Linked DNA regions of Homo sapiens: region 2 is linked to region 1. Evidence: read pairs that join two places in POLR2A ChIA-PET (ENCODE). Cell type or tissue: OCI-LY7. All regions are shown on one strand.

The links. ChIA-PET counts read pairs that join two places held together with the same protein. Peaks named below come from ENCODE experiments on the same cell type or tissue, not always from the same donor. Only the 100,000 strongest peaks of a DNase experiment are listed, where the experiment ranks them.
Region 2: POLR2A ChIA-PET joins it to region 1 with 5 read pairs; 29 of 35 experiments call an interaction of 5 or more read pairs at or near these places.

Annotation. Positions count from the first base shown.
Region 1 is chr4:82,418,299-82,423,298 of GRCh38, forward strand. HNRNPDL (heterogeneous nuclear ribonucleoprotein D like) reads right to left here. Exons shown (of 8, transcript NM_031372.4): 8 at 4,271-5,000. Among named protein-coding and RNA genes, the nearest start is that of HNRNPDL, 9.7 kb to the right of the region's middle. RefSeq lists an enhancer at 3,781-3,870. In OCI-LY7, no CTCF peak of the experiment used is centred here; no DNase peak of the experiment used is centred here.
Region 2 is chr4:82,350,450-82,355,449 of GRCh38, forward strand. It overlaps HNRNPD (heterogeneous nuclear ribonucleoprotein D), which reads right to left. Exons shown (of 9, transcript NM_031370.3): 8 at 4,855-4,952; 9 at 2,049-3,705. The coding sequence ends at 4,885. Among named protein-coding and RNA genes, the nearest start is that of HNRNPD, 21 kb to the right of the region's middle. In OCI-LY7, no CTCF peak of the experiment used is centred here; no DNase peak of the experiment used is centred here; H3K27ac peaks cover 538 bases.

The DNA of each region.
Region 1 (5,000 bases):
TTGCTTACCATAAGTCTCTTTTAATCTTAGATCCACCTACATTTCCCACTTCTTTTCATGTCATTTACTTGTTGAAGAAATGGGATATTCTTATGAATTTTCCACATTTTAGATTTGGATGGTTGCATCTTCATGGTAGTTTAACATGTGCCTTTATTTCTTTTCCTGATTACTGGTAGTTGGTTCTAGATGTGGCTGCTTTTGTTTGTTGTTGATTTTTTTGGTTTTACCATAGTGCATCTTCGTGGAGATTTTTATTTATTTTTCCTAATTGCAATTGCAATTTGTAGGGTATATTATATTTGTAGATTCATTTGTCACTTCTGGAAAATTTTAAGCCATTACCTCTTGAAATGTTGCCTCTTACTCTCACTTCTAAAACTCTATTTTTTTTTTTTTTTTTTTTTTTGAGACAGAGTCTTGCTGTGTCGCCTAGGGGCTGGAGTGCAGTGGCACGATCTTGGCTCACTGCAACCTCTGCCTCCCAGGTTCATGCGATTCTCCTGCCTCAGCCTCCCGAGTAGCAGGGATTACAGGCATGCACCATCACACCTAATTTTTGCATTTTTAGTAGAGACAGGGTTTCACCATATTGGCCAGGCTGGTCTCGAACTCCTGGCCTCAAATGGTCTGCCCGCCTTGGCCTTCCAAAGTGCTGGGATTACAGGTGTGAGCCACCATGCCCAGCCAGCGTTTTTGATATTTTAAAAGCCTGTTAGACGTTACATATCATTAAAAAATGTACACAAGTTAACAGAAATATTCTTGATTTGGCTGCCATTAAATTAACTTGGTATGATGCGAATTATCACATTGTAGTTCTGACAGCTATATATCTTTGATTAATAGAAATGTTATTACATAATGAGAGCAATATATTTGACAAATAAAGCCATTCAAAACACATTGTCTATGGAGAGAAGAAATTTAAAGGGTTTCCTGGTGATGAAATATTGAAATTATTCTATAATACCACTTAACCCCCACTGCTCCCACCCTCCTGTCATTCCTCTGCTTGCAGGGTCTATGAAAAACATATATGCCCCAGATGTTTCATGGTTCAAGGGCAATCTAAATAGTGAGTCAATTTCATAGGCCATGTCTTTCATGGGAAGAGTAGTTGCTCCAGATTATCCAGGCTCAAATTCCATTAGAGGAACAAGAATGGATCAATTGTAATATAATCCTACTTTGCTACAATAGAGCTCAACACTCAGAAACCAAGTGTATTAAAGATTACTGACCAGTCTTAATGCTTAAAGTCAAGTATGCCTGATAGGAGTTTTATAGTTTAATAGACTGCAGAATGTAATCAGCATTGGTGCATTCAATTAGCTGACTTCCTCATTTTAAAATCAGGGGATTAAAGCTAAAGCTGGGCATGGTGACACATGCTGGTAATCCCAGCACTTTGGGAGGCCTAAACGGTAGGATCACTGGAGCCCAGGAGTTCGAGACCAGCCTGGGCAACATAGTGAGTCCCTGTCTCTAAGATGATAAAACAAAAAAAAAAAAAAAAAAAAAAGGTTTAACTTGGGCGATATGGCAAGACCTCATTTCTACTAAAAATCAAAAAAAAAAAAAATTAGCTAGGTATGATGGCACATGCCTGTGGCCCCAGCTACATGGGAGGCTGAGGTGGGAGGATTGGTTGAGCCCAGGAGGTTGAGGCTGTAGTGAGACGTGATGGCATCACTGCACTCCAGCCTGGGCGACAGAGTGAGACCCTGTCATCAATAAAACAATCCCCTATGAGTGTTCACCAGCCAATACAAATACCCAGGTGGAAGGTGGAGAACATATGAAGAAACTCCCTTTGTGGAACCTCATCAATTACAACAAATTCAATCAATTTTAGTCAGTTTGTTACCATAAAAGCCAACAGCTTCAAGAGCATTTTAAAACAGTTTTCTAAGTCTCTAATTTTCCTGAAACTACATTGAAAATATTTATAGACATGCATTTTTTTGGGTTTGAAGAGAATTCACTTTTGGTCAGACTCCCAAAAGGAGATTACCATTGGAAGAGTATGAGAAAAACTTGCCTGCAAGTAAAGTTTCTCACATTTTCTAGCTTGTGCTGGTCTTTAAGAAACCAAAATTAGCCTTTTTGGTTATTTGGATTTTAAGTGACAACATTATGTTGAATATACTTTTTTTTTTTTTTTCTTTTTTTGAGATGGAGTCTCACTCTGTCGCCCAGGCTGGAGTGCAGTGGCGCTATCTTGGCTCACTGCAACCTCTGCCTCCCGGGTTCACAACATTCTCCTGCCTCAGCCTCCCAAGTAGCTGGGATTACACTCGCCCACCACCACACCCTGCTTTTTTGTATTTTTGGTACAGATGGGGTTTCACCATATTGGCCAGGTTGGTCTAAAACTCCTGACCTCGTGATCCGCGCGCCTCAGCCTCCCAAAGTGCTGGGATTACAGGCATGAGCCAGCCACTGCGTCTGGCTGAATATACTTTTTCAAACTACACTTTAGTCTCACTACTCTCCAAGATTATGATACAGCTCTCCGAATGGGTATATCTCTTTGAGTGGTCTCTTTGAAGTGGTACATGTCTTTAAAGGGTAAAACCAGAGATTAAACTGACACTTAAGAATAGCACAATTCCCGCGGGGCACGGTGGCTCATGCTTGTAACCCCAGGACTTTGGGAGGTCGAGGCGGGTGGATCACCTGAGGTCAGGAGTTCGAGAGCAGCCTGACCGACATGGCGAAGCCCTGTCTCTACTAAAAATACAAAAATTCTAGCCAGGCATGGTGGCAGATGCCTGTAATCCCAGCTACTTGGGAGGCTGAGTCAGGAGAATCGCTTGAACCCGGGAGGAGGAGGTTACGGTGAGCCCAGATCACTCCACTCACTCCAGCCTGCACTCCAGCCTGGGCAACAAGAGTGAAACTCCGACTCAGGGAAGGAAAGAAAAAAAAAAAAAAAAGCACAATTCCAACCTCATTCTTGTTGGGGCGGGGGGAGGGGGAGGGAAGAGCAGCAGAAGTTAAGGTCTTCAGAATGTTCAGCATTACCTTGTAATACCCACAACATCAGTATATCCTTTCCTACCGTTTATAAAAAGTAGTAAAGTCTAAGGTGTATTTTTATTTTTTGCTATTAACTAAATCTTGCTGAAATTCCACATCTAATCTATTTCAAGACAAATGTAAGACCCCAACCAATCCTAAAAGAACAGCCTATATATTTATAAACAATATTTTCTAGTGACTATAAAAAATATATAAATTTAGATTGTTTTTGCTTAAAGTTGAAACCACAGATTAGATGTCAACTCTATTTCGCTGAAAGTTTAAGGAAAGGGGGTTTTCTATGAATGACCCTTTCTAACTACTCAAGAATCAATTCAAATGGTATACACACACATCTATAACTAAAAATTATTCATACACTTACATGTTTTTGAATCAACTTTTAAAAAAATTAAAGACAGGGTCTCACTCTGTTGCCTAGGCCAGATAAGAGTGCAATGGAGCGACCATAGCTCAACTGCAGCCAACACACCTGGCCTTAGTCAACTTTTTTTTTTTTGACAAGTTCTCACTCTGTTGCCCAGGCTGGAGCACAAATCTCACTACAACCTCTACCTCCTGGGCTCCAGCAATCCTCTCACCTAAGCACAGCACCACGCCCGGCTAATTTTTCTATTTTTAGTAGAGCTGGGGTTTTGACATATTGGCCAGGATGGTCTTGAACTCCTGGACTCAAGCCATTCACCTGCCTCGGCCTCCCAAAGTACTAGGATTACAGGGATGAGCCACTGCGTGCGGCCAGCTTAGTCAACTTTTTAATTGGTGAAGTTTAGCATCCTGTGATTTTTTGAGACAGGGTCTCACTTTGTCGCCCAGGGTGGAGTGCACTGGCGCAAACATGACTCACTGCACACTTCACCTCCCTGGTTCAAGCAATCGTCCCGCCTCAGCCCAAGTAGCTGGGACTACAGGTGTGCACCATCACATCGAGCTAATTTTCGTAGTTTTTGTAGAGACGGGGTTTTGCCATGTTGCCCAGGCTGGACTCAAGTAATGTACTTGCCTTGGCCTCCCAAAGTGCTTGGGATTACAGGCATGATCTACAGCACGCAGCCTAGCATCCTGATTGACATTAAATCAAATCTTGGTACTGGAAAGTAGCTTAATTGTTCAGATATGCCCTTGTATTAAGTTTTGTGAAGATTAGTGAGGATCTCTGCCATTATGAAAATAAAGATCCACTGAAGAGTAATGGAATAAGCTCTGCTTATCCACGCTAGCATCCCAACAGACATCTCATTTTAATAGTCCTCATCTTATAAAAGTGAGATTACAGATTAACATGTTAACCAAAGAAATTACTAAGGTGTTTTGTTAGGATAACATCACACAGAATTTGGTCTGAACAATGCAAAAGGCAAATACGATGTATAAAAACATATACAAACCGAGCATTTGTTATAGGTACTTTAGAATTAATTTCTATCCTCTTCCCGAGGATAACATCACACAGAATTTGGTCTAAACAATGTAAAAGGCAAATACGATGTAAAAAACATACACAGAGTATTTGTTATAGGTACTTTAGAATTCATTTCTATCCCCTCCCCAATAAACTTGTCCAATTACTTTGTTCTAAATTAATCCTTGGGAACGAGATCTTGATAGTAGCTTCAGTTCATCCAACCTAGGACACTTAGCCTTAGAGTATCTGTTCAAATTTGCATCAGTTGGTGAACTGATAGACCCTGAAATCTGAATTAAATCTAGAGTTCAAAGCCCAAATCTAGAGTTCAAAGCCCCTGCAAGAAAAACCAATTCTCACTCCCCCTTCAATTCTTTGCAAAACATCTCAATCATCTCTAGATGTAGTGTATTTTTTCTCAGTCATACATATCAAGACTTGATTAAAAGTTTGGATTTTGTTTAAAAAGGCTTTATTCATTTTTTGATCAGGGAAAAGGACAATCTCAATGTCAACTCGTCACCTAATCATAAATTTGAACTTACAG
Region 2 (5,000 bases), 68 kb before region 1:
CTGCACTCCAGCCTGGGCGACGAGAGAACTCCACCCCACACACACACCCACACCCAAAAAAGAAACTAACACAACTTAAATTTTGGGATGTTTTTAAAAGTTGACAATTAGGCAAGGTGCAGTGGCACATGCCTGTAACTCCAGCACTTTGGGAAGCCAAGAGTTCAAGACCAGCCTGGGAAACATAGCAAGACCTGGTATCTACAAAAATTGAGAAAGATTAAATTAACAGAAACACATGTCCAGGGCTTATACCCAAACAAGAATTCCAGAGAACAAAGATCGAGATGGTAGATGGGGAAAGAAGAATCAGTTCAGTAATATTTCCCGTATCTGAAGAGCAAGTTTATACAATGACAAGATTCAGTGAGTGACCAGTACAATGTATTAAATAAACCCAAGATACAGTTGTGAACCATAAGAACAATGGTAAAATTCCAAGTGATTTCAGCGTTAAGAAAGATTCCATATGTAAGACCAAGATTTAAAATAAATTTCTGGGTCAAAGAACAGTGTAGCACACACCTGTAATCCCAGCACTTTGGGAGGCCAAGTCAGGTGGATCACCTGAGGTCAGGAGTTCAGGACCAGCCTAACATGGTGAAACCCCATTATCTACTAAAAAAAAAAAAAAAAAAATTAGCCGAGCCTGGTGGCACACACCTGTAATCCCAGCTGCTCAGGCGGCTGAGGCAGAAGAATTGCTTGAATCTAGGAGGCGGAGGTTGCCGTGAGCCGATATGCCACTGCACTACAGCCTGGGCAACAAAAGCAAAACTCCGTCTCAAAAATAAAAAAAATAAATAAATTTCTGGCCAGGCATGGTGGCTCACACCTGTAATCCCAGCACTTTGGGAGGCCGAGGCGGACGGATCACAGCATCAAGAGATTGAGACCATCCTGGCCAACATGGTGAAACTCCGTCTCTACTAAAAATACAAAAACTAGCTGGGCATGGTGGCACAGGCCTGTAGTCCCAGCTGCTAAGGAGGCTGAGGCAGGAGAATCGCTTGAACCCACGAGGCAGAGGTTGCAGTGAGCTGAGATCGCACCACTGCACTCCAGCCTGGCAACAGAGTGAGATGCTGTCTCAAAAACAAATAAAATAAATTTCTTCACCAAACCTGAATTCTCTACATAGCTAAACTTAGTAATCCAATGCAAAATAGAACTTTACAGACAGGAAGGTCTCTAACCTATTGGAAGATATCCTACACCAAACCAACAAAGCCATAGATCTAGGAAACAGATCATAAATTGAGAGGCAAAGGGAAACCCAGAACAATGGCAAAGCCCCAACTCAACAGTTACTCAACAATTCAAAAAGGGCAAACAGTTCAGATTAGAACACAGAAAACCATCAAGAAAAACATGAAACTAATTACCAAATTAATGTATATAAAAAATCTTTTTTCAATTCTTGTTACCGTTTGAAAATCAGTGTCTGCTGGACAGAAAATTATCTAGGCCAAGAGGTACTGCTAGAAACGGCTCTGAGAATTGCAATTTAAATGAGTCAGACATACAGAAACAAAACAGTACAAAAATCGGGTTACAAGTTTTTTTCAAGAATGGGTTTGATCTCCAAAATTAATCCTTAAAATTAAATCTAAGTAGTGTCTCTCATTTAGTACTAATTAACTGCCAAAAGTGCAGCTTGTAAACATTTTAACACAACAATCAAAATTAATCTGGTAGCATGTTTTTAGTCACACTAAACCTGGTTTTAATTCAATCTGTTTTTACCCCCTCCCCGCACATTTATAAAGTTTTTGATGTGAAGGCCGAACACGGTGGTTTATGCCTATAATCCCAGCACTTTGGGAGGCCGAAGGAGGAGGAGGATTGCTTGAGGCCAAGAGTTCAAGACCAGCCTGGGGAACATAGCAAGACCCTGTCTCTACAAACAATAAAAATATTAGTTGGGCACAGTGGTATGCGCCTGTAGTCCCAATCACTGAGGAGGCTAATGAGGAGCACTTGAGCCCAGGAGTTGGAGGCTGCAGTGAGCCACTGTACTCTAGCATGAACGACAGAGGGAGACCCTGTCTCTTAAAAATAATTTTTTATTGAGAGATTTACATAAAATAAGCATATGATACCAAAAAGAACCCTAGCTTAACAACCCTAACACAAAAAATTTTCATTTATTTTGACCATGAGTCAGCAAACTTTTCTGTAAAGGGCCAGACTGTAAATTATTTTGCTTTGCAGGTCTCTGTCCTAACTACTAAACTCTACCACTGTAACACAAAAGCAGCCATATACAAAACATAAACAAATGAGCATAGCTGGGTTGCAATCTTATAAAAACAGGACACAGGTCCTCAATTTGGATCTATCATAAAAAAACTTTAATAACACTAACTTTTGCTCATTAAAATGTTTGCTTAGTTGGAGGTCAAATTCTTAGCATCAGATGTAACTCCACAAAAGTAAGAAAGGTATTCCATCACTTCACTACTATAGAACTGTATAATAATACATTTCTCATTTGTTACCTTTCTAATGAACTATTCTGAGCAGTCTGAAGTAACTGACTGCACAGCCTTAGATTACCACTCAGGGTGGAACTCTTAACATTCACTTAAGTAATACCTACAAACGATTTTCCATTCAAGTTGATGGGTATCAATTCCCTGAATGCTAATAACAGAACTCAAGAAGCTTCCAACAAATGACAGGAAAAACAATTCTGACTTAATCCTATAGTTATCACTTAGACTCTTCAGTTTCACTTTCTTAAGAGTGACTCAAAAAGTTCCTTAGGCACACATACTAATAATCACAGTCCTGAAATTTTAAGGCCCTAACCAAAAAAATAAAACCTTTGAGAAATGGAAAATAAAATCATTCAAACAAATAAGCACACACACATAAACACGGTATATATTTCTTTAATCCTCCCTCAACACTTGAATTCATCTATGAAGTCCACCACAGCTCTAAAAATCTCTCTGAACTAGCCGCATTTCTATTATAATTAACAGATTTTAAGTCCTTTTTATTTAATGGAAGCATAAAACATTAACTATCTGTGCAAAGGGGTACTTTTGCACATTTATCCAGATTTGTTCTAAAAAGCACAATACATATTAAGCAAAAACTGGGCATTTGGGAAAATATTCATATAAATCTTAATGGCTACATAAGGAAGTATTATTAAAACAACCAACAAACAAATTGACATTAAGTCATTCCCAATTTGGACAGGGAGGACACATTATGGCAAAAATTAGATTTTGCTAAAAACATTTCAAACTTCACTGCAATTTTAATCATGTCCTCAATTTCGGCAAGCCTGTCTTCCAAACTTATGCTTTTAATAACTTGAATCCATGACAATTTTTCCTATTCTGATGATAAAAGAGCCAATACATTTTTATACAAAAGGATTTATTAAAAAACCAGTAAGACACTACTACATCATGACACTGTCACACTGGGCTTTTAACACAAGACTTGCTCTACAATACTGGGGGAAAGGGCATAAAACACAAATTGATTCTGAAGCATAGCAATTAAGAAATAAAACAATGAAAGCAAATTTCTTTTAATGAGAACTCAGAATTAAACTTCAGAGGGACCCAACGTCATACTTCCATTCAGGGACTTGATACAAAAAATTTAGTTTGAACTGCTATTAGCAGGTGGCAGGAGCCACCTTCAAATGAATCTTCAAATTGGAAAATACTGCTTCACCACCTGGAGACAAAGAAGAAAAAATAGAAGTCACTCTGGGCAGGCTACAACACTTAACAAAAATTTACATAAAACTGAGTTATCCCTATGTTCCACTATATGTAAATACTGTATAACATTAAATGTGTGATATGTTTTATAAATTAAAGCTGAACAGTAGAGTCCATGAGCTGTAAATCCACATGTGCACCACTGGTTTAAGATGTGATATGCTTTTACAAGTATTCTTTAAAATATAAAAAGCTTTAAAGTATTTACCCAAAGAACTCATAAAAAGGTCAATTTGGTAAAAGGACATTTTGACCCAAGAGCATCTAATATTTAAGCTTATTTTATTGGATAAGCATATCTCTTGTCCATCACAAGTTATAGAAAAGTTATATACGACTAAAAGAAAAAGTTATCTACTGTAATTATAGGAAGTTGTCACAACAGGAATTCAGCTCAAGAACTTCTTGCAATTACTGCTACAACGTCTATAAATGGGAAAAGCAAGCATTAAAATAGATTAATAAAATATAAAATTAAGACTGGAAAATCCAGAGACAAGCTGTATCCTTAGAAGAATAAATAGTTAAAATTATTCAGTAAGCTGACGTATTTAACCATTACTGGGCCTGTAAAAAATGCATTAAAATTACATTACAAATAGTTTTTAAAAAGCAAAGAAATAAGTGAAGGCAAAGCTTGAAGTATCCATTTTATTTTATAATGCTGATACAGGATGTTGGAAGAGACCATACCAAACGGCAGCATTCGAGAGCGTGAGCATCTCGTACCCTGTCCGCATTGAGCGGGCCTGTGAGAATCGTGAAGTCAGCGCGACACAGGGCCTGCAATGAAGTTCCCGCTGGCGGGTACAAACAAGGTATAATGTCAGAGTTAGTAGGCAATACTTTTTTGCTGCAATTCCTTAATTTGTACCCATTAGCAGTACTTTACCTGTTAACTTTACTGACTTGTTAATAATAGGACAAAAAGGCAAAAGCTTAAGAGCACCTGTGTTACATATCTTTGAAAGTCACTATGTTATAATATGGTAAGCACTTCTGGGTGCTGTGAAACTCTTAAATTAAGCATTGTTTTATGAACAATATAGATTATAAAAACTACTATTGTAAATGACAAAAAAAAACTATTTTTAGAACATACCTGTTGGGGATAAGTTGCAAATGGAATAATTTAGTATGGTTTGTAGCTATTTTGATGACCACCTCGCCTGGATACCTTCCCATAACCACTCTGCTGGTCTAAAATAAAACAAGTGTTAGAACCAGAACGGTAGTGGTTACATACTA